Linked DNA regions of Homo sapiens: regions 2, 3, 4 and 5 are each linked to region 1. Evidence: chromatin contacts called from ENCODE Hi-C data. All regions are on one chromosome and are shown on one strand. The core of a region is the stretch at or near the end of the contact, and the rest is flanking DNA. Distances in the headings are between cores, read along the strand shown.

The links. Hi-C counts contacts between places; a loop is a spot of excess contacts on that map. Pooled maps may share reads with other maps.
Region 2: a pooled map shows a loop between it and region 1 (14-fold over the local background). The contact joins the promoter of PAPOLA here to the promoter of GALC in region 1. A Hi-C loop is called at or near these places in 3 of 50 pooled maps.
Region 3: a loop to region 1 is called in a pooled map, with 12 times the contacts of the local background. The contact joins the promoter of SNHG10 here to the promoter of GALC in region 1. A Hi-C loop is called at or near these places in 3 of 50 pooled maps.
Region 4: a loop to region 1 is called in a pooled map, with 4 times the contacts of the local background. The contact joins the promoter of SYNE3 here to the promoter of GALC in region 1. A Hi-C loop is called at or near these places in 2 of 50 pooled maps.
Region 5: a loop to region 1 is called in a pooled map of gastrocnemius medialis, with 11 times the contacts of the local background. The contact joins the promoter of MOAP1 here to the promoter of GALC in region 1. A Hi-C loop is called at or near these places in 8 of 50 pooled maps.

What each region holds. Positions count from the first base shown.
Region 1 is chr14:87,991,813-87,996,402 of GRCh38, reverse strand. It overlaps GALC (galactosylceramidase), which reads left to right and starts at 3,221. Exons shown (of 17, transcript NM_000153.4): 1 at 3,221-3,433. The coding sequence starts at 3,239. It also overlaps the pseudogene RNU6-835P. RefSeq lists enhancers at 2,884-3,213, 2,908-3,408 and a silencer at 3,364-3,553.
Region 2 is chr14:96,499,729-96,504,318 of GRCh38, reverse strand. PAPOLA (poly(A) polymerase alpha) reads right to left here and starts at 1,937. Exons shown (of 22, transcript NM_032632.5): 1 at 1,719-1,937. The coding sequence starts at 1,726. It overlaps PAPOLA-DT (PAPOLA divergent transcript), which reads left to right and starts at 1,993. Exons shown (of 1, transcript NR_122121.1): 1 at 1,993-2,671. RefSeq lists enhancers at 1-289, 1,445-2,040, 1,864-2,123, 2,041-2,635, 2,636-3,232 and silencers at 1,624-1,743, 2,182-2,525.
Region 3 is chr14:95,531,532-95,536,121 of GRCh38, reverse strand. SNHG10 (small nucleolar RNA host gene 10) reads left to right here and starts at 1,250. Exons shown (of 1, transcript NR_003138.3): 1 at 1,250-3,210. It overlaps GLRX5 (glutaredoxin 5), which reads right to left and starts at 1,072. Exons shown (of 2, transcript NM_016417.3): 1 at 738-1,072. The coding sequence starts at 1,032. It also overlaps SCARNA13. RefSeq lists silencers at 640-699, 910-1,199 and enhancers at 1,340-1,799, 1,063-1,852, 1,853-2,642.
Region 4 is chr14:95,513,310-95,517,899 of GRCh38, reverse strand. SYNE3 (spectrin repeat containing nuclear envelope family member 3) reads left to right here and starts at 1,250. Exons shown (of 18, transcript NM_152592.6): 1 at 1,250-1,304. It overlaps SYNE3-AS1 (SYNE3 antisense RNA 1), which reads right to left and starts at 1,780. Exons shown (of 2, transcript NR_188030.1): 1 at 1,680-1,780; 2 at 1-896. RefSeq lists silencers at 995-1,804, 1,554-1,848.
Region 5 is chr14:93,182,251-93,186,840 of GRCh38, reverse strand. It overlaps MOAP1 (modulator of apoptosis 1), which reads left to right and starts at 1,944. Exons shown (of 3, transcript NM_022151.5): 1 at 1,944-2,031; 2 at 2,128-2,282; 3 at 2,479-4,590. The coding sequence starts at 2,599. The coding sequence ends at 3,654. LYSET (lysosomal enzyme trafficking factor) reads right to left here and starts at 1,524. Exons shown (of 2, transcript NM_001098621.4): 1 at 1,356-1,524; 2 at 1-581. The coding sequence starts at 1,435. The coding sequence ends at 170.

The DNA of each region.
Region 1 (4,590 bases), core at 1,972-4,471:
ATCAGTGTGGCCTCTGAGCAAGGATGACATGCAAATTCTTGAAGTGTTTCAGATTAAAAAGACAGAGAGAGAAACACTGTCATTACTTTTTAAACTCATTTAAAATCTGAAAACTGGGACCTTCCTTTCTTACCGTCTTATCTCACTGACCCTGATCCACAGACGCAAGGGAAGCTAAGCATATGATCACTCGTGGGGTAACTGTCATTTTTCTTTATCTCACATCTTGAGCACATTTGAGTGCCGTGCCCAGCACTCCAAGGATTTCTGTCAGCATGTATTTATTGGCCTTTTATTAGAAACTTTCTTACCTCATGTCTGCTCTCATGAATATAGATCAGAAATTAGAAACAAAAAATATTTATCTGGTAAGCAATTTCTTTGGTAACTGAACTAATAGGAACTACTGGGACTTCCTGGAAGTGAGGCTACCTTTTCCATTAGAGTTTATGCTTCCTCTTTTGTAGACTTCACACATTGCTCAAATATTTGTGGCGTGCATTCCAACTACAAGGTGCAATTGAGGGACGAGAAAAGGGAAAACTTAGTTGGGCAGACAGCTAAAGTTGGTCTTTGGTAAAATTCTTTTAAACAGAAAGACAGCCTGAAAAATCAAGCTACAGGCACACATAGAGTGGCCTGGGGAAAACTCAGGCAACAGCTGCCCTGATAAGAAAGGAAGGCCCAACATAGAAGCCTTTTGTTCTTTGTGTGATTAGCAGGTTCCCAGGAAAAAGTTTCTTCCCCTTTTCAGGCACATACATGGTGGGCTCTGTGGGAACTTGCATGGGGGTGGAGAGGGTGATTACCTAGAACCCACAGTTACACAAACAAGAGAAGCTGAACTTTATCCTTACCCAAGACATACCCACAGCTGCACAGATAAGGGGAGCTGCACAGATAGCTTTACAAGTAAGTTACACAAACAGCTACAGAGATGAGAGGAGTTTCTTATAAAAGCTTTTGGATTCAACTGTAAAAGTGGCAAAATGGCAAAGAAAGAAAGCTTTCTTCTTTCATATAATAAACTTTCTCTTCAACCTCACTCTGGTGTCCACACTCCTTAATTCTCTTGGTTGTGAGACAACAAGCTTGGATAACACCTCAGACAACGAGACCACTGACCACTGACCCGTTTCACAATGACGTACTACAGGATGGTGTATGCTGGGTATTCATACATCGTCATGCAACTTCCTAGTTTTATGTGTAAGGTAGTTTCCTCTGTCATCACCTTGGTATTTCCCATCTAGTCACGGTATTAAGTGGGTCTTATGCGCTTGTTAAGAGCTGGTAAGAGAAGCTTAACATTCACTTGATGGAATGGTTACTGTGGCTTGTATCCACAGGAGCTCCAGCTCATGCTTAAAATACTGTGTTAGAACAAATGGATCAGAGTGAATTCTGTAACAGTAAATCCACAGAACTGAAAATTACTGACTTGCATCATAAACTGGTTGCAGTGGCAAGGCAGAGAGTTCAGATTCGTGTTGTACTGGGGAAAGAAGAAACCAAAGAAAATAAGTGGTTCATACACAGGGGACTATTTAACTGATCCAAGCCAGAAGACTACTGAGGGTGAAAGGAGCATTATCAGTAATTATGTTTAGACAAAAGTTGTGACTGTCCTTAGTAAACCAGGATAGACGTAGAGTCAATTCAAAAAGAAAGAAAGAACAAACATATCTAATGTACATTAAGAACCCAGGGATATCGGGTTCTTAATGTGCATATTTATTGGATTGCCCAGAGCTTTGACCTTCAAGTATAATTGAGTTCTTGAAACTTAGATTTAGGTTTGTGGTTAAGGGGCAAAATAATCAGATTCCAAATAGGGTTCTGCAGACAAATCCCACAGGTCCTAAAGTCTCTGGGTCTTTTCCTTGCCATTGTGGTATCTCAGGGGCTTGTGTAGGCAATGATAACCAGTTCCATACTTCTGCTAAGAGAAATTTGGGGATCAGAAAATCTTTCTCTGCAGCTCTTCAGAGTCTCTTTAATTTACTTCAATAACAAGGAAATCAGAAATCTCAGGACAGTGCTGGATGTGGCAGAAATTCAGGGCAATTCACAACTTTCCTACCAATTTAGAGTTACCTGTCTGGAATCACTTCAACTGACAGTGGAAGATAGTTTATAAAATTGTAGGGGAGGCAAAATTTCACCTTCGTCCCTGTAGGGTCCCAGCATGGCCCTAGTATTAAATTGATTTAAGATATTAATAGACTGACAGGAGACAACCACACAAATGTTTATTTTACATAGCACGGGGGCCCTCATTAAAAAAAAAAAAGACCTAAAGCAGCAGTTAAGAGCCAATTGCTTATAGAGTGAAATGGACAAAAAATAGTAGTTGTGAAACATGATAAGGCGAAGGGGCTTGGGGTAAAGAAGCGACTAGAAAGATAGGGATTAACAAATTTTGTTTGGACAGATTTCCCTCGACTTCAACTTTCTGTCCTTGAAGATAACAATGTTATTTTATAGGGAAGACATCTTTCACATGGGAATTTCATCTCCTCCTTTTAAGACACATAATATCCATGACAGTGATCTTGCACCTGCTGTTTTTAAGTGCCTTTAATTTAAAATAGTCAATATGCCACAGCAGCATATTTTGAGGTGGTATATTATTAACTCCTTCAAGGCTAAAAGCTTTGAATATGCCGGGGTAGTTACCAGACTGGAGAACCTTCTCAGCTATTTGCCACTTGTGGAATGCATTCAAATGTACTGAGTGCTTATTAACTTTTCTCTCAGTCCCTCACTCTGCTGCTCTTCTCGCCTCATCTCACATAAGGGAAAACTCAGGCTCCAAAAGCAAAGTGATTCCACCAAGATGACAATGGAATCGGGACCTGGTGTCCAAGCCTGGTCCTCGCACGAGGTAGATACTCCCTGAGATGCTGGGGAAGAGCCATGGTAGGGCCACTCATGGCCCTCTTCCTTTGGCGGACCTTGGAATCCACCTTCCCTGCGTTAAAGTGCTCCACCAGGTGACGCCGGAAGAGAAGCCAGCAGTAAGTACATGTGAAATCCAGTAGCTGACCACAGACACGCGAGCGATAAGAAAAAGCTCGCTGCTTCTTTTCTCAACACTCCGCCAGCTGCGTCAGAGGCCCTTGACCCGCACTCAAAATGGCGGCGGCGGCGTCAGCATCAGCGGCCTCCTGCCCGTATCTATCGTGGCGGCGACGGGACCCGCCTCCCTGGGCGCCGGAGTCATGTGACCCACACAATGGCTGAGTGGCTACTCTCGGCTTCCTGGCAACGCCGAGCGAAAGCTATGACTGCGGCCGCGGGTTCGGCGGGCCGCGCCGCGGTGCCCTTGCTGCTGTGTGCGCTGCTGGCGCCCGGCGGCGCGTACGTGCTCGACGACTCCGACGGGCTGGGCCGGGAGTTCGACGGCATCGGCGCGGTCAGCGGCGGCGGGGTGAGCGGCAAGCTGCGGGGATACGCGGGGGGCGGCAAGAGCCCGCCCCGTGGGGCCAGCCCCACAAGCCCCCGCGGCGTTGCCCTGCGTTTCCACCGGCTCCACTCTCCGCCGCATTCCCCTAGGGTGCCAGTCAGCAGGCGGTTGGGGCGGGCCCGCTGCGGGGCTGGGGCGGGTGCTTTCTCGTTTAACACGAACCAGACAGGCAGTTAGGTTTGAACAAATGAGGATCCGGAGGTCCAGAGAGTATAGGTGCAGAGAGTAAAGTGACAGGTCTAAGTAGTGAAGTAGCCGGGGCTGGAACCCTCGTCCCAGGCAGTGGGGCACAGGCTGTCTTCATCGCGGAGATGGCAGTCGGGGAGCGTCGCTCCAGAAAGGGCCAGGGAGTGCGGGAGCGTCCGTGTGCGAAAGAGAACGCCCCAGTGGGATGCTTTGGCTGTGTCTCTCCCTTTTGGAGGAGTTGGTGGGTGGTGGAGTCGTTAAGTCCCGTGCAGTTGTTAGTGCAGGGTAAGAATGGGCTCCTCCAGAGAGGGTAGCGCCGAATAGGATTTCGTTTGGAGGCAGGACTGGTGCCTCAAGGTCTCTTTAAAAGGAAGATAAGCGAGCGGCCTGAAACTACCGGGTACTCCCTCTGGGCCCATGGGCTTCATGGTGGCCGACCTTTGGGTGAGAAGGTTTTTGTTTTTTGGTTTTGTATCCGAAATTACATCTAGGGCTAATGTTTCTTGAAAATGTTAAGGTTGAACTCGGATTTTTGGGGTTGAGTTGGATGGAGCTTGCATCCTTACATTCAACTCAGAACAAGCTTGAATGCCTGCTGCAAGGATGACCTGGTCTGTAGTGTGACCACAAGATATAACCTTCTGCTAGGGGAAATTTTTTTCCCCCTGGAGTTAGCTGATCCTTTTTGATTTTTATGTTTTCATTCCCTAATTTGCAATCTCTCCAGCCGTGCTGATGTGTATTTCAGGGGAAACCTGTGGGCCGATGAGTTAATGCATTTATTCTTTGCTACTACTATTCTCCTTTTTATGTTTTTGGGCTAAACCTGAAACAGCCAATATTTCATGGAGTGAGGCCCCATCTTTTTTATAGCTTTACTTGTGATACTATATCTAGGGTAAGAGCTTACCGAAAAATGGAAGTCTTTGTTTCCA
Region 2 (4,590 bases), core at 688-3,187, 8.5 Mb before region 1:
AAAGTAGGTATAAAAGTACTTTTAATTCCTAGAAATAAGACACAAATTACTTAATGTTATTTCTTCATTGAAGCCTTTTAAGGTTTACATCTATCATTTTTAATGCTGGTATGATTATCAGAAAAAGAAGTCCCTTTTCAAAGACAGCAAAATGTTAACTTAATAACGCAGTCATCACGACATCACTGCAAACATTTATCTCCTATTGAACTGAGAAACACCACAACAATCTTGCTTAGACTCAGTTCTCCTAGGGTCTCTTATTCTATGAAAGGGAAAAATCAATAAACAGAAACCATGCAGATTCCAAGATTTTAGACCTGTATAGTTAGTTAAGTCTAACAAACGTTTTCATCACAGAAGTAATGTGATAGACTTCTTAATAACCTAAGGGGGTGGGTGGGAGCCATGGAAAATCCTTTTAAAATACATAAATTGCGATAGAAGTCATTAAGGTCTGTGCCAAAGTTAGAGTCTCACCTGTAAAGAAACACATTCACACACATATATAATTGTAAAACTACAATCGGTGATTATGTGCTAAAGAAATTATCCTTACTTACAAAAAAAAAATAGACCTGAGTTACTACATTCGATGTCTAGAAACCACAAAAATCTTTATCCTGAATTTAACCAAAACTTTGAGTGTCAATTACATGTTGCGTTTTGAGGCTACTAAGATGAAGAAAACTCGGTCCCTGGTCTCAAAGAGGCACTCTTACGCTTCAATATTCAAAAATGGAAGAAATGCAGTCTCACTATTTAGGCCTCTACAATGCTGTATATTTGCAGGAAAAAAAAAATCCGTAATCTACTGGCAATGAGCTGCCAAATTATATCTCATTATCAGAAAGGGGGAGGGGAGAAAAAAACTTTTTAAAAACCCACCAAGAAAAGAAAAAGGCGCAGTGGCATTAGAAAGCATAAAGAGACTAGCTTCAAGCCTTACAACCAGGAAAAAAAAAGTATCACCAGAGATAGAGAAAGAAGGAAACAGAATGAAACCTGGTTACCCCATCAAAACAAAACAGGGAAAGCAATACATAAGTCGTTTTGGAGGAGGGCACCCTGTGAAGTGCCCCCTTCTCCGACCGCCTGTGAATGCTAGGGAGGCGGAGGTGGAGGCAGGCGGACTCAACGCTCAAAGCTGGGCTTTTAACTCGTGCTCCTACATTCAGACAAGGTCAGTGGAAAGGGGCTAACTCCGGCGCACAAGACAGGCATCTGGAAATGGGAGGAAGAGAGTGAGCAAACTGAGACAGACCAGGAACAGAAAAGCAACATCGAATGGGCCCGAGGGGCGCCGAGAGCGAGCCCGAACCCCAAGTGCTGATCCCGCGTGCAGCAGGGTCGTGGTTCCCCACCACCAGGCAATGTTTTGTTTTCGGGTTGTTTTGATTTTCTTTGTGGACGGGGCGGAGAAGCTGGAGTGGCCGGGCGAGTTAGAGGTTCCGCCAGCAATTCCGGAAGGGGAAGGCCCCCGGCCCGACGGCAGCTGACCCAGCCAGGAAGGGTCGGGGGACGCGGGAACCCAGCACACGGGGGGAAGTGCGGCGGCGAGCGAGCGAGGAAACAGGAAGGTCCCCAGTCCTGCCTGCCTCCTACCAGCGGGGAGGGTCGGGCTCGCGTGCCACCCTCTCCGCCTACCTCTTCCCCTTCCCGGACGCCCCCCAAGGCCCAGCCGGCGAGCGAAAGAAAACAGAATACAAATTACTTACAACGGCATCGTCTCCGGCGCCGGCACCGCCCAGTCACTTCCCCCCCGCAACCGCCGCCGCTGCCGCCCTGGGCATGATCCACTGAGGCGGGAGGGAGGGGGGGGCCTGCCTCAGCCCTGGGTCCAACCCCTCTCCCGCACCGCTCCCGCCGCTTTAAGCGCTTCTCCTCCTTCCCCTTCGTCCTAACATGGCGCCCGAGCGCTACCACAGCAACGTTCTAGAACTGCTGACGCCACCACGCACGCCGTGCGTGCGCCTGCGCACCAGCGCCGTCCGCCGCGAAGCCTCACGGGAAGCGGAGTTCCTAAGGCCGCCTGCGGCCCGGCAATTACCCCCTGGGTCCTCTCACACTTAGCAGTGGGTGTCAGATGGTGGAAGGGAACGCTCAGGGAGGCCCCGGGCGGTGAGTTGTCCCTCGGGCGGGGACGCCCTCGTGGGCAGTGCGGCGTGGACGGCGCAAGGAAGAACCCGGAGAGATCCCAAGCCACGAGGCACCGCTTCCGGCGCATTGTGAGGTCCCACCTTTCCCGCCGCCTGAGGTCGCGGCGGCTGCTCTTTCCCGGAGCAGCGTCCCTGGAGGCGCTGCCAGGGGGTGAGGCACCCACGCGTGCACCGTATGTACCCCCCAGCGCGGCGCTTAGAACGACTCGCATGAGTCGCTGCCTTGGGTTGGAACCGGTTACTCCGCCGCTTCGTACTGGACTGCAAAGTAACAAGTACTTCGCCGGGCAGCGGTGCCGACCCCGTGTGCTACGGCGAGAGGTGCTTAGCCTAGAGCCGACGAAAACATGTCCCCAGGACTCCCTTTCCCTCCCAGACTGCGTCCCACCAGATGGAGCTTTCCGTCTGTTTTAACCACCAGTGTATTCCTGATGCCTGACCCAGGCGCTGAAATATTTGTTGAACGAATAAATGTGTAGGTTAGGACTGACGACAGTCCGCGAATTCTGGAACACGGGCTGATTTTACTTTTGAACAAATGATGCACTGGAACTTCCTGACAGAGCTGACCTTTTATAGGAACATCAATGGCAGTCACCGCTGGCATTTTAGCAAAGGTTGTCTTGGTCATAATTTCCCCTTGACTGTGTTTCCAGCCCTTAATCTATATCGGGTGGGACCTGGAAGTCTACCTTCTCGCCACCCCTCGGCAAAAGTTTGAGAAAGTGTTTGAGGCAGAGCCTCCTCTCTCATATGCCCTCCATCTGCGAATTAGAACGAATTATAAGTTCTACGGTGTCACATAGGGGGTTAGCGGAGAGGAAGAGGGAAAGAATCAAATACAGGACGCTGCCTTAACCAAAGTTCTAAACTCTAAATGTAATAATGTGCATTTGTGAGTCCTCAGGAAGTTTCACAAAGGCTTTCCCTTTTTTCACAGAATGTCTAGTAGGACTGGTGACTCCGAATGGGAAAAACACAGGACCTAGACCTGCCCTGTCCATTAGTGTAGCCCCTTGGCCACTTAGGGCCACTGAGCACTTGAAATGAGGCTAGTTCGTTTAGGAGGCACTGGAAGTGCAAAATACGCACGGGTGTCAGTTCGACGAATGTGAAATACCTCACTGATCACTTTTTATATTGATTGCACGTTGAAATATTTTGGATATATTGCAGTAAAGAAAATGTAAGCCGGGCACGGTGTCTCACACCTGTGATCCAGCACTTTAGGAGGCTGAGGTGGGAGGATCGCTTGGGCAGGAGTTAGAGACCAGCCTGGGCAATATAGGGAAACCCCCGTCTATACAAAAAGTTAAAAAAAAAAAAAAAAAAAGAAAAAAGAAAAAAAAATTAGCTGGGCATGGTAGTTCCTGCCTGTGGTCCCAGTTACTCCGGAGACTGAGGTAGGAGGATCCCTGGAGTGGGAGGTGGAGGCTGCCGTGAGTCGTCATCTCACTACTGCACTCCAGCCTGCGTTGACAGAACGAGATCCTGTCTCAAAAAAAAAAAAAAGAAAATATACTATTAAAATTAATTTTACCTGTTTTTTTAAATGTGACCACTAGAAAATTTTAAGTTATATATGTGGCCTTCATTTCCATTAAATAGTGCTGATCTGCAAACAGACTTATATTTGATTGTCATTTCTTCCATTTAGTCTCTTTTCCTCTTGTCATCAAGGTGGCTTTGGCTGGAGACCCAGTAGCATAGTTGTCCCTAAAAGACTGAAAATCTGAGATCCAGATAATTCAATAATGTATTAAGGCTATGGACTTCAAAGCAGCTTGTAAAGATATGCCCTGGGGCCTGGCACAGTGGCTCACTCACACCTGTAATCCCAGCACTTTGGGAGGCAGAGGATTCCTTGAGCTCGGGAGTTCTAGGCCACCCTGGGCAACGTGGCAAGTCGTTGTCTCTACTAAAAAAAAAAATCAAAAAAATTAGCTGGCCTTGGTGGCACACACCTGTAGTCCCAGCTACTTGGGAGGCTGAGGTTGGGAGGATCACCTGAGGCAAGGAAGTTGAGACTGCAGTGAGCCCTGATCATGCCATTGCACTCTAGCTTGGCAACAGAGCAAGACATTGTTCAAAAAAAAAAAAAAAAAATGCACTAACGATGTACTTTATGAATAAAAGAATGGGGACTTTTTCAGCTTATGTTGTCCTCTGCCAGGCATCTCAGAAGGCAGTGAAGAGAGGGACGCTAAACATCCATGCTTTTGGTCTATAATTGCTTCAAACTATTTTTGTTTCAGCCTTCCATAGAATGAGGCAGCTAGATAGCACAGCTGATGAATATTTAGTACCTAGAATGTGCTAGATATCACGCTACTTGCCTAAGGCATTTAAAAGGAACAATATTGAGGATTGAGGATGGAGTCAAGGTAGACTTCATGTAAGAGGTCACTTCAGACACGTCCTGATATGTTAG
Region 3 (4,590 bases), core at 1-2,500, 7.5 Mb before region 1:
CAGGGCCCAGGAGCCAGGGCTGCTTCTTTTCCCCACAAACCTCTCCAAGCCCTGGCCCACATAAATTCAGCCCTGTGCTTGAGTATCTAAAGCCAAATGTCATGACTCTTCCCCGACAACATAGATCCCGACTAAGGTCAGCCGACAGCTGTCCCAACCCTTTGCTTGTAGCAACCACAGAGGATGATGCTTGACACCCTGAGCCGTGAGCCAAGCGAGATCAGCCTCCGACCTCACTAGCCTCAAGGGCAACCTCAGCCCTCTCCCCACCATCGACAGCCCTAGACCTTACCCACGAGTAGGCCAATGGCTTCCAACCTCCCCAAAGTGTCCGCGAAAGTACCTATCTCACAGTGGGTCCTTACTATGAGTTTCCTAACCGTGCAGAGCAGTCAGGCAGCGGGCCACCCTCCTCCGAGTCAGTCATTGACAAATCGCCCCGAAACGCCTATATTAGCTCGAAGTGAGGATAAGTGAACCTTTAGGACTTTACCTACTGCTCAAGTTGGCAACAGTACAGAGCCCCAGATCCTCAAGACCCAGTGAAATCAACTACACCCTCAGCCCAGACTCTACTCCAGGGCAGTACTCCTCGCCCTAACCCGGCTCGAACCTTCAGACAGACCCCGGCGGATGGAGCCCCGCTCCCCAGCCCGGCGCGGCGGAACCCCTCGGCCTCGTGCAGCGATGCTCCTGGGCCCGGGGCGGAGGGCGCCTGCCCGGCACACTGGCCTGACCTTGTCGGAGCTCCGGGTCGTCCAGCACGTTGTAGGCCGCGTAATCGCGGACGCCGTGCAGCCGCAGGATCTGCACCACGGCGTTGCTGAAGCCGCACTGGGGCTGCTCCGGCGTCCCCTTGAGGAAGACCACCACCTTGTCCTTCTTCACCAGCGCGTCCAACTGCTCCGCCGAGCCGCCGCCGCCCGCGCCCGAGCCCGCCGCCCGCACGCCCGGACCCCAAAGGCCACCGCCGCCCGCGCCGCGCCCCCAGCGGAGCAGAGCCGCCGCAGCTCGGCCGAGGGACCCGCTCATCTCCGCACGCAAGCCGGAGCCCACGACGGCCCGGGCCCACAGCTGGCCACCCAGAGCGCTCCCCGGCCCGCGGCAGTCCGACCCGCCCCCTGGAGGCCCTCATTGGGCCGGCTCTAAACTGCCCTCCGTGATTGGACAATACTGATCAGTAATTACTCGATTCCACCAATCATGTTGCTCGTCCCGCCCGGCAGGTAGGAGGTGGGCCTTATGCCGGAGCCTCATCCTACTGCCTTACTATTGGTCGTCGGCAACCGCTTTGTTAGTTAATTGGAGAGACTGGATGTCCATCAGGGTCACGCTTGCAGGGCAACGAGAGGCAAAACAAGAGGGAAGACGACTTTCCTCCTGTGAGCCAATGAGGCCAGCTGGACTACGCCGAGACAACTGGGAGAGGCGCGGGACTCGCCCGTTCCGCGGAACGCCGGGAAGGGGTCACCTCCTGATGAAGTTTCCGGTTCCGGTGTCAGCGGCGGTTGAATTGCCATGGCAATGCGGTGGGCGCGCGCTTGTCGTGTTGGTCTCTTGGGAGGTAGCGGGGCTAGGCCGGGCGGGTATCCGCCTCTCCCAGCTTAGGTGAGCGTCCCCGGGCGCCTCCGGAGCGCCGCGGCCGCATGCAGTTCGTCGTGGCGGGGAGCCGGAGCCTGACCGGGGTTCCAGCGCTCGGGCCGTAGCCTTGGCTCCTGGACTTTCCCTGGCTCCGCCGCCACGTGGGAGCTGAGGCTCTGGGGCTTCCGCCTCCGGCGCGCGATTATTTCTCTAGAACAGTTTTCATTTTTAAAATTTGTAAAGCGCTTTTGCCTGTGTGATTTCCTCTGGGTTTTTTTTTTTTTTCTTCCTTTTTGTAGAGACGGAATTGGCGGCGGGGGCGGGGGGTCGATGTCTCACTTTTTTGCCCAGGCTGGTCTCGAACTCCTGGCTTCAAGGGATCCTCCTGCCTCGGCCTCTTAAAGTGCTGGGATTACAGGCGTGAGCCACCGCCCCCGGCCGCCTCTGAGTTTCCAGCCTCGTTGGCCCTCCAGCCTTTTAACCTGTTGGGCCTAGGATCAGGAAAGGTTTGTTGAATGGGGAACTAAGAAGTGAATTCGTTCGTTCGACAAACGTTTCCTGAGCAGCCGCTGGGTGCTAGGCGCAGTGCCAGCGCGGAATGTCCAGGGAGACCTGGTGCCCAAAGCTTGGACCCATCGTGAGAAATGAGAAGCAGATACAAAGCAGTGTGGGAGTGCAGAGGAGACAAAGCAAGCCTCATCAGGCCCATTGCTTGCTCTGCTCTCCCTTGTACTTACCAGTGCTTGACAATATACAGTTATTTACTAGCTTGGTTATTGACTTCCTACCCAGCACTCAGTTTTATTCACTGCTGTATCCTCAGTGCCTAGGACGATGCTTGGAACGTGGTAAGTGCTCCTATTGGCGGGAAGAATAAATCCGGAAGAGCAGGACCAGTGGACTTGCTACATAATCTGTAGTCTTGGAGCCGCACAGGGTTGGTGGTACCCTCGAGCACACCAGACTTGCAGAAAAAGCATACTCCAGAGGAAGCTGAGGCATGCCTGCTCGAGAGCCAGCTGTTCCATGTGCAATTTTCCTCTGATAGTTTCTGGTCACTGTTGCCACGGTGATAATGACTGGGCTATGTCATTATCTATCCGCCAACAGTAAGAGAAGCTTTGCAGTCGAGATATTGTTTAGCAGATGGAGTGTTTTCTGTTGAACACTAAGTACTGCCACAAGTTACTTTTTTTTTTTTAAACTTTGAGTATTTTTTTACAATGTTGCTGGAGGTGATCTGTTTATGCTTTGAGAGTGTTCGAATTTAAAATCAGAAAATCATGTCAGTGAGTGAGTCTTTCAAATAATCCTTCGGCATGAAACCTGAGCCTAGTAAACTATGAAAGTAAACTCGGCACATTACCCGAAAGTCTCAATGTCATATTTTCACCCCCATCAATATTATTGATGATTGCTCATTTTCTAATGTGGGACCTGAAATTTACCAGGTGCTTAAAGAATCTTTTTGTTTTTCAGATTCATTGATTCCAGGTAAATCAGAGGAACAAGCAACATGAACAGAAATATGTAGAAAAAGCTATTATGCAGAAGCATAATTGTTGTTTCAGAAGTCCAGCATCTGGTGCACTTAACAATAGAGAATATATTAAACTCTTTCCAAAATAACCTGTTGTTCCTACCTGTGTTGTAAGTGTTTTGTTTGTTTTTAAGTAAATATTGGTGATTTGTTGCCAAAAACCTAAACTGTTTGTTGCTGTCAACTTAAATAACGAACAGAGAGAGGCTCTCTAAAAGAAAATGGCATTTATTCAGGAATAGAGCACTGCAATGAGAAAATGCATGCGATAGTTAACTGTGTGTATCCTGGGAGATAGAGGAAGACAAAGGTCTTTAAAGGAAAAATGAGGAGGGTTACATAATTGTTTTGAGATAATTATTTTTGACTACAAGGATCAGTAACAAAGGTGACACCAGTCCCAGGTTGGACAGGCAGGTGCTCGGCAGGCATTGCAGAAGTATTTTTTGTGTAAGATTGAGATGGCCTTTGTGCAGGATTGTGGTTTTGGAATCTTCTGTGATCGTTTTTGCTATCAGGCATTTATGCTTGCGAACTCTTTATGGCCTTCCCTGTGTCTATTTTGATTCCACCTTTCTCATTGCCCACTCTAAACTGTAATTCTGCTTTTATGTTGACTGAGATCAGGAGAAGAATTTGCAAACTTATATCCTGAGACAGAACAGTAATGAGGAGTATCGTGTTCCTTACCTAATGTATAATATTGGGCTCAGAAGCAGTTGTCTTTTTTATTTGTTGAACGTTGTATTAAGTTGAGAATGCAGCTGCCATTAAAGATTAAGAGTAATCCTTGAGAAGGAAGAGTACAAAGCCTGTGTTTTGCTAAATCATAGTGAAGTTGCCGTGTTTTTGTAGAATATGATAAGAACATACAGTGTGTGAAATGCTAAGGATATGGAAAAGCATGTTGGTGCTCTTTCAAGGAGCTATTTTGATAGCATGAGCAAGGGCAGGAAACAGATCATGTATCTGAACCAAAGAAATTGAAACAATACATCTAAATTTAAATTTTTAATAAAACAACCCAAAATATAGTGAAATACTTAGCACCAAACATCAGTGATCTTAAGAAGCAAAGAAAACAGTATTCAAAATACTTCGTCCAAAGTATCAGACTTTTGCATAAAGTTTGGCATTTTGGTTTTGAGATTCCTCTTTAGTCCTATGATGAAAACATGACAAAATATACATCTTAAATAAACAGTTGTCATCAGTCTGCATCTATGACCAGATGTTTTGGGTGTTTTGAGTAAATGGCCTGTCTTAGCATGTGATGGCTTCCTGCCTCGTGAACATTAGTGAAGAGGTGAGGGTGGGAAGTACTCAGGAACTTCTGAGAATCCTGGGATTTGAGTCACAGGATTGGTTAAACCCCAAACTAAATAATCATGCCGTGTAAACATGCTGACTCAGGCATCCTAAAAATGTTTTTCTTCCTTGTGTTTATTTATAGATAAGGCTTTACTATA
Region 4 (4,590 bases), core at 1-2,500, 7.5 Mb before region 1:
CTTTACAATTTAATCTCTTAGGATACTGACTTTTACACGGATCTGTTCTACAAACATCTGCCATCCCTGCTAAGAAACAAAAAAGGAAAACAGCATCCCGGAAGCCCTGGATTTGGGCCAGTTACTAACCCCGCATCTGTAAAATCGCTAGCCGCACCTAAACTGTGATGACTGGAGTTCACATAAAACCTAGTTTTACAACTTGTATCCTTCATTAGTAGCGCTCATCTGATCCAGAGGCGGTGAAGCCAATCATGCAACCATGTAATTACTCGGAAAAAGATAAGGGTTGGGGCCCAGGACTGTTCAAAGCTGGGCTGGATGCACAGGAAGGCCAGTGACTGCTGACCTGGGAGGAGAGCGCCAGGGTGCGAAGGCTTCCAGCCATCAAGCAGTAGGAGTTTGGCAGAAGGCTGTGGAGCAAACGCCGGGCCAAGGCAACTTCATGTGCACAGGCACAGAGGCAGATACAGTTTAGACATTCTGGGACAAGGTTAAAGGGTTGGCGTGGCTGGAGCAGGGGTTGGGAGAGTGGGAGGATGTTTCTGCTGGTGGGGAGGGAGAGGTGAGGCGCATTCTGAGGCCTTGGGTTTGTTGGGGGTTCACATTATGCCTGGGGATTCACATCCCTTGTGACTCCTGGACTGTGGGCCCGGACTGTGGGGGTGGGAGAGGACGGGCAGGGTGCCACTACCCCCCACCCCGCCCTTTCTCCCCGCGCGAGGCTGGCTGATGAGTGTCATTTTCTTCTTGGATTTCGCGCCTACGGGCGGTGTGCCCCTTCCAAGGCCCCCACCTCCGCTCTGTGAGGGCAAGATCTGCCGGTGTCCTAATCCCTTTTCCATGTCTGGGCGCACAGATCCAACTTTCCCGGAGAGGCAGCTCCGCGCCATCCCCTAGGATGAGAAGAGGGTGGGTGGCTGTGTGTGTGTCGGGGAGACAGACAGGGGCCAGGGCTCCGGGCTGCTTTCCAGGCAAGCGTGGACAGGACCCCCCCCTTAACCCCCGCCCCGGGTCCGCGACAGGGAGCGGTGAGGCTTTTCTTCGGCCCTGGTCCCCGGGGCCACGCAGGATGTCCGCCGGGCTGGGGTTGCGCACCCGGGGCCTCCGCTGAGCGCGTGCGGAGAGGGGCGCGGCCTCTCCCGCGGGGCCACCGGGCGGGTCCCGGCGGGGGCGGGGGTACTCGCGGTGTCCGGGCCCGCCCCAGCCCTGCCCCGCCCCGGAGCCGCCCGGGACGCAGGGAGGAGGGAAGGAGGCTCGGCCCCAGCTACCCGCGGCGCCGCGCTCCTCCACGCTCCGGGAGGGTAAGTGGCACGGGGCCGGGAGGCCAGGCCTGGGGCCGGGGGCCGGGGGCCGGGGGCCGGGCGGGTGGGGTCCTCAGCCCCTGGCCCAGCTCTGACACAGCCCCGGGAATCGGGGGCGCCGAAAGTCTGGGGGACCTGGGGAGGCGCGCCCGGCGCGGGGGCGGGGGCCCCGGCGTGACAGCTGCGGGCGGGCGGGTATTTTTAGTTTAAATCCAACCGTTCTGTGCTGGCTGCGAAATTCCCGAGCCTTTCCTTTCAACCCCGGGGAGCTTCGGCCGGCCCACAAGAAAAAGCCCTAAAGCCCCGGGCAGCGCGCCCCAGCGGGCCGGGTGCCTCCTCGGGGCTTCCCTCTGCCTCCCCTAGGGGCGGGCTGACCTGTCACCAAGGCTTGCGCGCGGCGGGGGCCCAATCCGCTCCTGGCGACCGCGAGCGCGCTCAGTAGTGCCTGGGAGAGCAGAGCAGGCGGCGAAGAGGGGAAGTCCAACCCCGAATGCTCAGTTTCGTTCAGACGCCTTTTGGCTATGCAAACTTGGCAAGCAGCTCAACCTCTCTGAGCCTCATTCCCACATTTCTAAAGGGGAGGGCAGTGAGGCCAGAGATGGCTTGCAGGGCCTGAGAGAGCCTCAGATGGATGTTGACTTCCCCTGGGGTCTTGGGATCTTGACCCCAAACAGCAGACCCATTGATGTGGCCCATTGGTCAACCCGGGAGCAGTGTCCTACACCGCCCAGCTGACCTCTGCTTCAAAACTGGAAGCCAGGGGCCTCCAGCCTGGGCGGGGTGATAATGAATATTTTCAGTTAACCACTTTGGCCCTGAAGCTCCAACCCTGGGCTTTCCTGGGACTCTCCCAGGTTCCTGGTCACCCCTTTCAACTCTGAAGGGTCACCCTTATCCCTGCACTGGGTGGGGGGGCTTTCTACAGCCAAGGGCTGCTAGTGGGATAGCTTGATGTGTCTTGGGGGCATGCCCCATCCCACATGAATGAGGGCATGAGGAGAATGGACCGTCCTCCCAGAAAGGAGAGCATGTCATAAAATCACTGCCATTCTGAGCTTGGCAGGACAGCGTCCTTCATCCACCAAGAGAAGCAGAAACAGGCCCAGAGAGGGGGAGTGATTTGCCCAGAGCCACACTGCCTGGCTCTCTTGAAGGGCCTGGGCTTGCCGCCTGCACTTCCAGGGCAGCCAACAGCCCATAGGAGTCAGGAGCTGGGAGGTGGGAGGGGCATATCAGTGCCAACGAGCTGTTTTGCTCAGTTTCCTGTCACTGTGCCCCAGCGGGATGCTCCAGCACATGTGGGTCTGCACATTCCTCAGGCCGGACGGTGCTCGGCAGGCTGACAGCCACAGCTGTGCCAAGCCTGCTGGCCCCAGGCGTTGTTTTCAACCAGAGAGGCCCCTCTGGGGGTGGCTGAGCGGGAAGTGGGCTGGGATGTCTTATTTCTGGAACTCGTGTCTTGCTGGGGGTCCTGAGAAGAAGGCCTGAGGATGTGTTGGTGGCACAGAGGGAAGTGGTGAGAATCCAGGCTCAGGTTTCTGCCTCCAGGTACAGTCTGGCACCTGGCTCCCTGCAGGTACACTTCAGAGTGAGTTGGAGTCCTTTCTGTCTGTCTCCATGGGAACAAGGCTCCTGCTCGGGTGCTTTGCATGCTCTCCAGCAGCCATGGACCTGGCCATGCCTGGGCAGCCCCTTTGCCTTGTGATGCAGCCTGGAGCGGGCTGCCGGGGGGCCCTGGCTTGGCGGCCCCGGGAGGCAAGACTGGGCAGGCCCAGCTCAACGTCAAAAGCACCCTGGAGCCTTTGGGAACCCACTGGGCAGCTAGGCTTCCCGCATTGTCCAGCTGTTAGGAATGGGGCAGTCAAGTTGGATTGCCTGAGTCCAGTCCTGCCTTAGCCCGTTCCTGGCTGTGTAGCCTTGGGAAAGTTGCTTCACCTTTCAGAGCTTCAGCGTCCTTCCCCGTGGAAAGGGGCTAACCATAGCACGGCAGGTGTTGCCTCGCAGGGCCTCATGAGCACTAAACGAGCTTTGCCCTGATCAGCATTTTGTATGGTGTCAGACACAGCACATGTGAGAAGGTGTCACAGTTTGAGGCGAAGGGGCCTCGTCGGGATACCTGGGTTCCCCTCTGCTCTGCCTCTGCCCCTCTTCTCCCTGCCTTGATTTCCCCTTGTCTGTCAATGGTGGGTAGTCCTGGCTCACCCCCCTCATGGTCCTCCCAGCACTGAAAGCTGGCCCTTGGCCCCAGGGAGGGCAGGAGGCTCTTGACCCCAAACAGCTGACCCATTGATGTGGCCCATTGGTCAACCCAGGAGCAGTGTCCTACACCGCCTAGCTGACCTCTGCTTCAAAACTGGAAGCCAGGGGACTCCAGCCTGGGCGGGGTGATAATGAATATTTTCAGTTAACCACTTTGGCCCTGAAGCTCCAACCCTGGGCTGCCCTGGGACTCTTTCCCAGGTTCCTGGTCACCCCTTTCAACTCTGAAGGGTTCTAGAGAAGCCTACAGAGGGACTCAAATGTGTTCGTGGGGTCTTCCAAAGCTCTTCCTGCCTCTCACCTCCTAGGATCTGGTAGTAGGCAAGGCTGTCATTGCTTGCCCATTTACAGATGAGAAGGCTGATATCCAGCGGCTGGATGTGGTACAGCCAGGATTAGAACTAAGGGCTTTTGACCTGATGCTCTTCCTGGCACCACATGGCCTATCTTAGACAATCCAAGGACAAAGTTGTACGTTCATCACTGGGAAAACAGTACTGACCGGACAGGATGCTTGTCTTCATTAAGTCATCAGTACTTGCTGGAAAAGAATATGGATTCTGAATATATATATATATATATATATATATATATATATAATCTAAGCAGCCTGACTGGACCACAAAGATAGGAACCCAGGAGCAGCAGTGTTTCCTGACCCTCCCATCCTGAAAGGAACCTTTGCTTTAGGACTTAGGGATGATGTTCTGGGGCTGAGCAGCTAGGAAGCTAGGAAGTGGACGGGGGACAAGTTTGGGAAGCTGATGCCCTAATTTTGACCTCTTGAAATACTTCCCTTTTGGGGTTGCTGCGAAGATAATTGAGGTAACTGGGGATGATGCTTTAGCAGAATGCCCGGCATGGTGCGGGCACACCATAAATAGGACTGATGGTTTTTATTATTACTAACCCTCTACTATCATTGTAACACCAGAGTGCAGCCTGGATCTCTCGCCTGGGTTTCTAGGCTGCAGACGTGGTATAGAGAATCCTAGCATCTCCATGGAGAACTGCTAAGGCAATTATA
Region 5 (4,590 bases), core at 695-3,194, 5.2 Mb before region 1:
CTAAAAATTCGTTATTATTCAGATAAAGATAGCTCCCTAATCACATGTTTTTAAAAAGCCTCTGCCCCACGACAACTTCCTGAGATCTGTGAAGAAACTGCAGTCTTGTGATCAGACTCCATATAGGACTGGCAGTTTTGTAATCGTAGGGAAAAAACGGTGACTGATTTTACGTGTCAATCAGTTGTAGTCTGCTGATCTGATTAGAAGCCTTGACAAATGCCTGGTGGCGATTGCAAATAACTGCCAAGCATATAGGGATGATACAGTAGCCCACTGTTTTGGGATCAGCTCTTGTACAAGAGTATAGGAACAAAAACATCTGTAAGTAAGGTACCAGAAAAATAACTGTCCACACCCAAAAAGGCAAGGAGAGTAATTGAGCTTTCAAGGAGTGTGTCCATGTGGTTCCTTCAAGGGGCTCCTCAGGGTGCTGTTGAATGTGTTCCAAGGCCAGCCTGTTGTAAGTCTCACTGATTTCAAAAACATAGTAAAATGCTGCTGCACTGGCTAACAGATACAATCCCACTCCAATCCATCCCATCCGCTGACGGAAGTTCATCATTCTCCATGCTCTGTGCCTTCAAATTAAAAAAGAAAATACAATTAGGGTCTAGTAATGCTGTCACGGCAACTACTCCAAATGTACTTGCTTTATCTCCAAGAATTCTAGGCCGGGCGCGGTGGCTCGCGCCTGTAATCCCAGCACTTTGGGAGGCTGAGGCGGGTGGATCACGAGGTCAGGTGATAGAGACCATCCTGGCTAACATGGTGAAATCCCGTCTCTACTAAAAATACAAAAAAAATAGCCGGGCGTGGTGGCGGGCACCTGTAGTCCCAGCTACTCGGGAGGCTGAGGCAGGAGAATGGCGTGAACCCAGGAGGCAGAGCTTGCAGAGAGCCGAGATCACGCCACTGCACTCCAGCCTGGGCGACAGAGCGAGACTCTGTCTAATTAAAAAAAAAAAAAAAGAATTCTAAAATATCCCACTAACACACTTAAGATTTAAAATAATTAAATTAAACACCTATTAAGAAATGTAAAACTTACAGGTTGTTTTGTGTAATACTTACAATCAAGTAAAACAACACACACAAAAAAACAAAAAACCATTGATTTCAGTATATACTGAGTTCTGCTTTTTAACGGGAATCCCTCAGAATAAATCACTGCATCCTACTTAAACAGGTCCATAATACCCGCCCTCCAGAAACTGGAATTAAACTAGTTTCTCACAGCACATTTCACTTTGACAGGTGAAACACTTTCTGGCATAACAGTACTGCTTCAGACGTGAACGCGGGGTGCTACAAGTCAAGCCCCCAAGTTAAGACAGTAACTCCTAAGCACTTACAATGGTCCCGAAAATCTTCCTGTTCCCACGGCAAGCGTTAAAGAGTCACTCAGCTCTGAATAATCGGGTGGCTTTGGCATTTCAGAGAAAGCCAACATAAAATAAATCCCCTGGGTCACCCGGCTAGGAGAAAGGTGAGCGCCGCCAGCCTGGAGCACCAGCTACTAGTGATTAAGAACGGCGTGACTGCGGCGGGTCACGCGCGGCCCGGCCCCCGTCGCCGCCGCCGGAGACCCGCTCTGAGAACCTGACCCGGCAGGGAGGCGTCCCCGCCACTTGGGCCTCCGGGCGGCCGGCCCCGCCCCCTGCCGCGCTGCAGCGCCGGCACGCCGCGACCAAGGCTGCGCAGGCGGCGCCAGGCCCGGGCCTCGCCGCCTTGCAGCGCCGCGAGCCCAGCGCCCGTCAGCGGTCGCCGGCGGAGCCTGCTTGCAAAGCTGAGGTCCCGGATCTCACCTTCCTGTCCCGTGGTGGCCAGCCCGCCCGCCGTCCCGGATGCCGCCGCAGTCGGAGCTTCCGGCTCGGGCCGGAAGCGCGCGCGCCCCGCCCCCGAGGCCCGCCCCTCATGACGTCAGATCGCCCCCGCCCGCCGCGCAGCTTCCCCGAGCGAGACCAAAACAGGTGGAATCCGGGCTGGAGCCGGAGCTCCGGCGGCGCGGGTGGCGGCACGTCCCTCCAGGTGGGTGGCTCTCTGGGTCTGGCGACTCAGCGCTCCTCAGCCTTGCCCCCTGGTGCCCGCTCGCGACTGTCATCGCCCCATCACTTCTCGTTGCAGACAGTACCACAGGCACCTGGAGTACCGGCATCGGTCGCTGTGGCCCCCGAGTGTCCGTCAGAGCCTAGGGGAGCCTGCCCTCCCGCGCCTCGTCGGGGCCCGGCCAGGCACCTTGGCCGCCGGCGCACGGACGCGGGCACGAGCACTAGATCACGGTGAGTGGAAGCGGGCCCGACGCGGCCCTGCAGGCCCGACATCCGCCAGGCACCAGGGCTGGGAGGGGTGAGGGGCGCGCGCCGCAGTGCGGCTGCCCTGGCGTCGCCGCTGGGGGCAGGGCGCGCGGGGCTTGGGGCCTGCACGCTTGCCCTGGACGTTGGCACCTTTAGCTAACCTGTCTGCTCTGTCTTGCAGGCTGCTGGACCTCGGCACGTTGACAAGATTTCTCTGGGGTACCGCGGAGGATTACTTTGAATTTCGGTGGTCGCCTGTGGTCTGGCATATTTAGAACTTAAGTCTATTATTTCGGGCACCATGACTTTGAGGCTTTTAGAAGACTGGTGCAGGGGGATGGACATGAACCCTCGGAAAGCGCTATTGATTGCCGGCATCTCCCAGAGCTGCAGTGTGGCAGAAATCGAGGAGGCTCTGCAGGCTGGTTTAGCTCCCTTGGGGGAGTACAGACTGCTTGGAAGGATGTTCAGGAGGGATGAGAACAGGAAAGTAGCCTTAGTAGGGCTTACTGCGGAGACTAGTCACGCCCTGGTCCCTAAGGAGATACCGGGAAAAGGGGGTATCTGGAGAGTGATCTTTAAGCCCCCTGACCCAGATAATACATTTTTAAGCAGATTAAATGAATTTTTAGCGGGAGAGGGCATGACAGTGGGTGAGTTGAGCAGAGCTCTTGGACATGAAAATGGCTCCTTAGACCCAGAGCAGGGCATGATCCCGGAAATGTGGGCCCCTATGTTGGCACAGGCATTAGAGGCTCTTCAGCCTGCCCTGCAATGCTTGAAGTATAAAAAGCTGAGAGTGTTCTCGGGCAGGGAGTCTCCAGAACCAGGAGAAGAAGAATTTGGACGCTGGATGTTTCATACTACTCAGATGATAAAGGCGTGGCAGGTGCCAGATGTAGAGAAGAGAAGGCGATTGCTAGAGAGCCTTCGAGGCCCAGCACTTGATGTTATTCGTGTCCTCAAGATAAACAATCCTTTAATTACTGTCGATGAATGTCTGCAGGCTCTTGAGGAGGTATTTGGGGTTACAGATAATCCTAGGGAGTTGCAGGTCAAATATCTAACCACTTACCAGAAGGATGAGGAAAAGTTGTCGGCTTATGTACTAAGGCTGGAGCCTTTGTTACAGAAGCTGGTACAGAGAGGAGCAATTGAGAGAGATGCTGTGAATCAGGCCCGCCTAGACCAAGTCATTGCTGGGGCAGTCCACAAAACAATTCGCAGAGAGCTTAATCTGCCAGAGGATGGCCCAGCCCCTGGTTTCTTGCAGTTATTGGTACTAATAAAGGATTATGAGGCAGCTGAGGAGGAGGAGGCCCTTCTCCAGGCAATATTGGAAGGTAATTTCACCTGAGTCTCAGGGAACCACGAAGGGATATGGCAATGAGTAGAGCATGAAGGTAGAACAGTCTATATACTCTTGTGACACATACAATCCCTACCTTGTGCTGCCAAGTAACTCATTTTTGTGCAATTCTCAGTATAAGCCCTTTGTCGTTTCTGTGCCTATTTAAAGTCTCCTAAAGGTGTAATTGACTAGGAAGGATGTAGTTCTACACTGCCATTTACCTATTTAAATTCATCCTTGTGAATATCTTTGTTGTTGTTGTTGAGACAGAGTCTCGCTCTGTCACCCAGGCTGGAGTGCAGTGGCGTGATCTTGGCTCACTGCATCCTCCGCCTTCCAGGTTTAAGCTATTCTCCTGCCTCAGTTGCCCGAGTAGCTGGGACTACAGGCATGTGCCACCACGCCCAGCTAAGTTTTGCATTATCAGTAGAGACGGGGTTTCACCATGTTGGCCAGGCTAGTTTCGAACTCCTGACCTCAAGTGATCCACCTGCTTCGGCCTCTGAAAGTGCTGGGATTACAGGCGTGAGACACTGCGCCCAGCCTCATCCCTGTGAATTTCTTATTGTACACAAGTTCTTTCACTATCTGTGTGCAGTGCTCTGAGGGGACAGACAAGGCTTGGGTGTATATGCCAACCAGATCTCATTGAAGTATCAGCTTGTTTGGTACTAGGTGCAAGTGTAGCATGTCACATGTGACCATGTTGGATCATTGACAATTTTTAGGTATGTACTGACCTACATTTATGATGAAGATCCTGAGCGGAGGTTAAGATATTAAGTTATTTTCCATATGAATCAGAATTATATTGATTCTGTGCAATCAAAACAAAAGGCAGAATAGAATGCTGAGATTGGTTAAGTTTGCAATGACCATCTTGAACCACAGATTTCTGCTATGTGTCATCAAAACATCTAGTTCTGAGTAACATTTTCACGA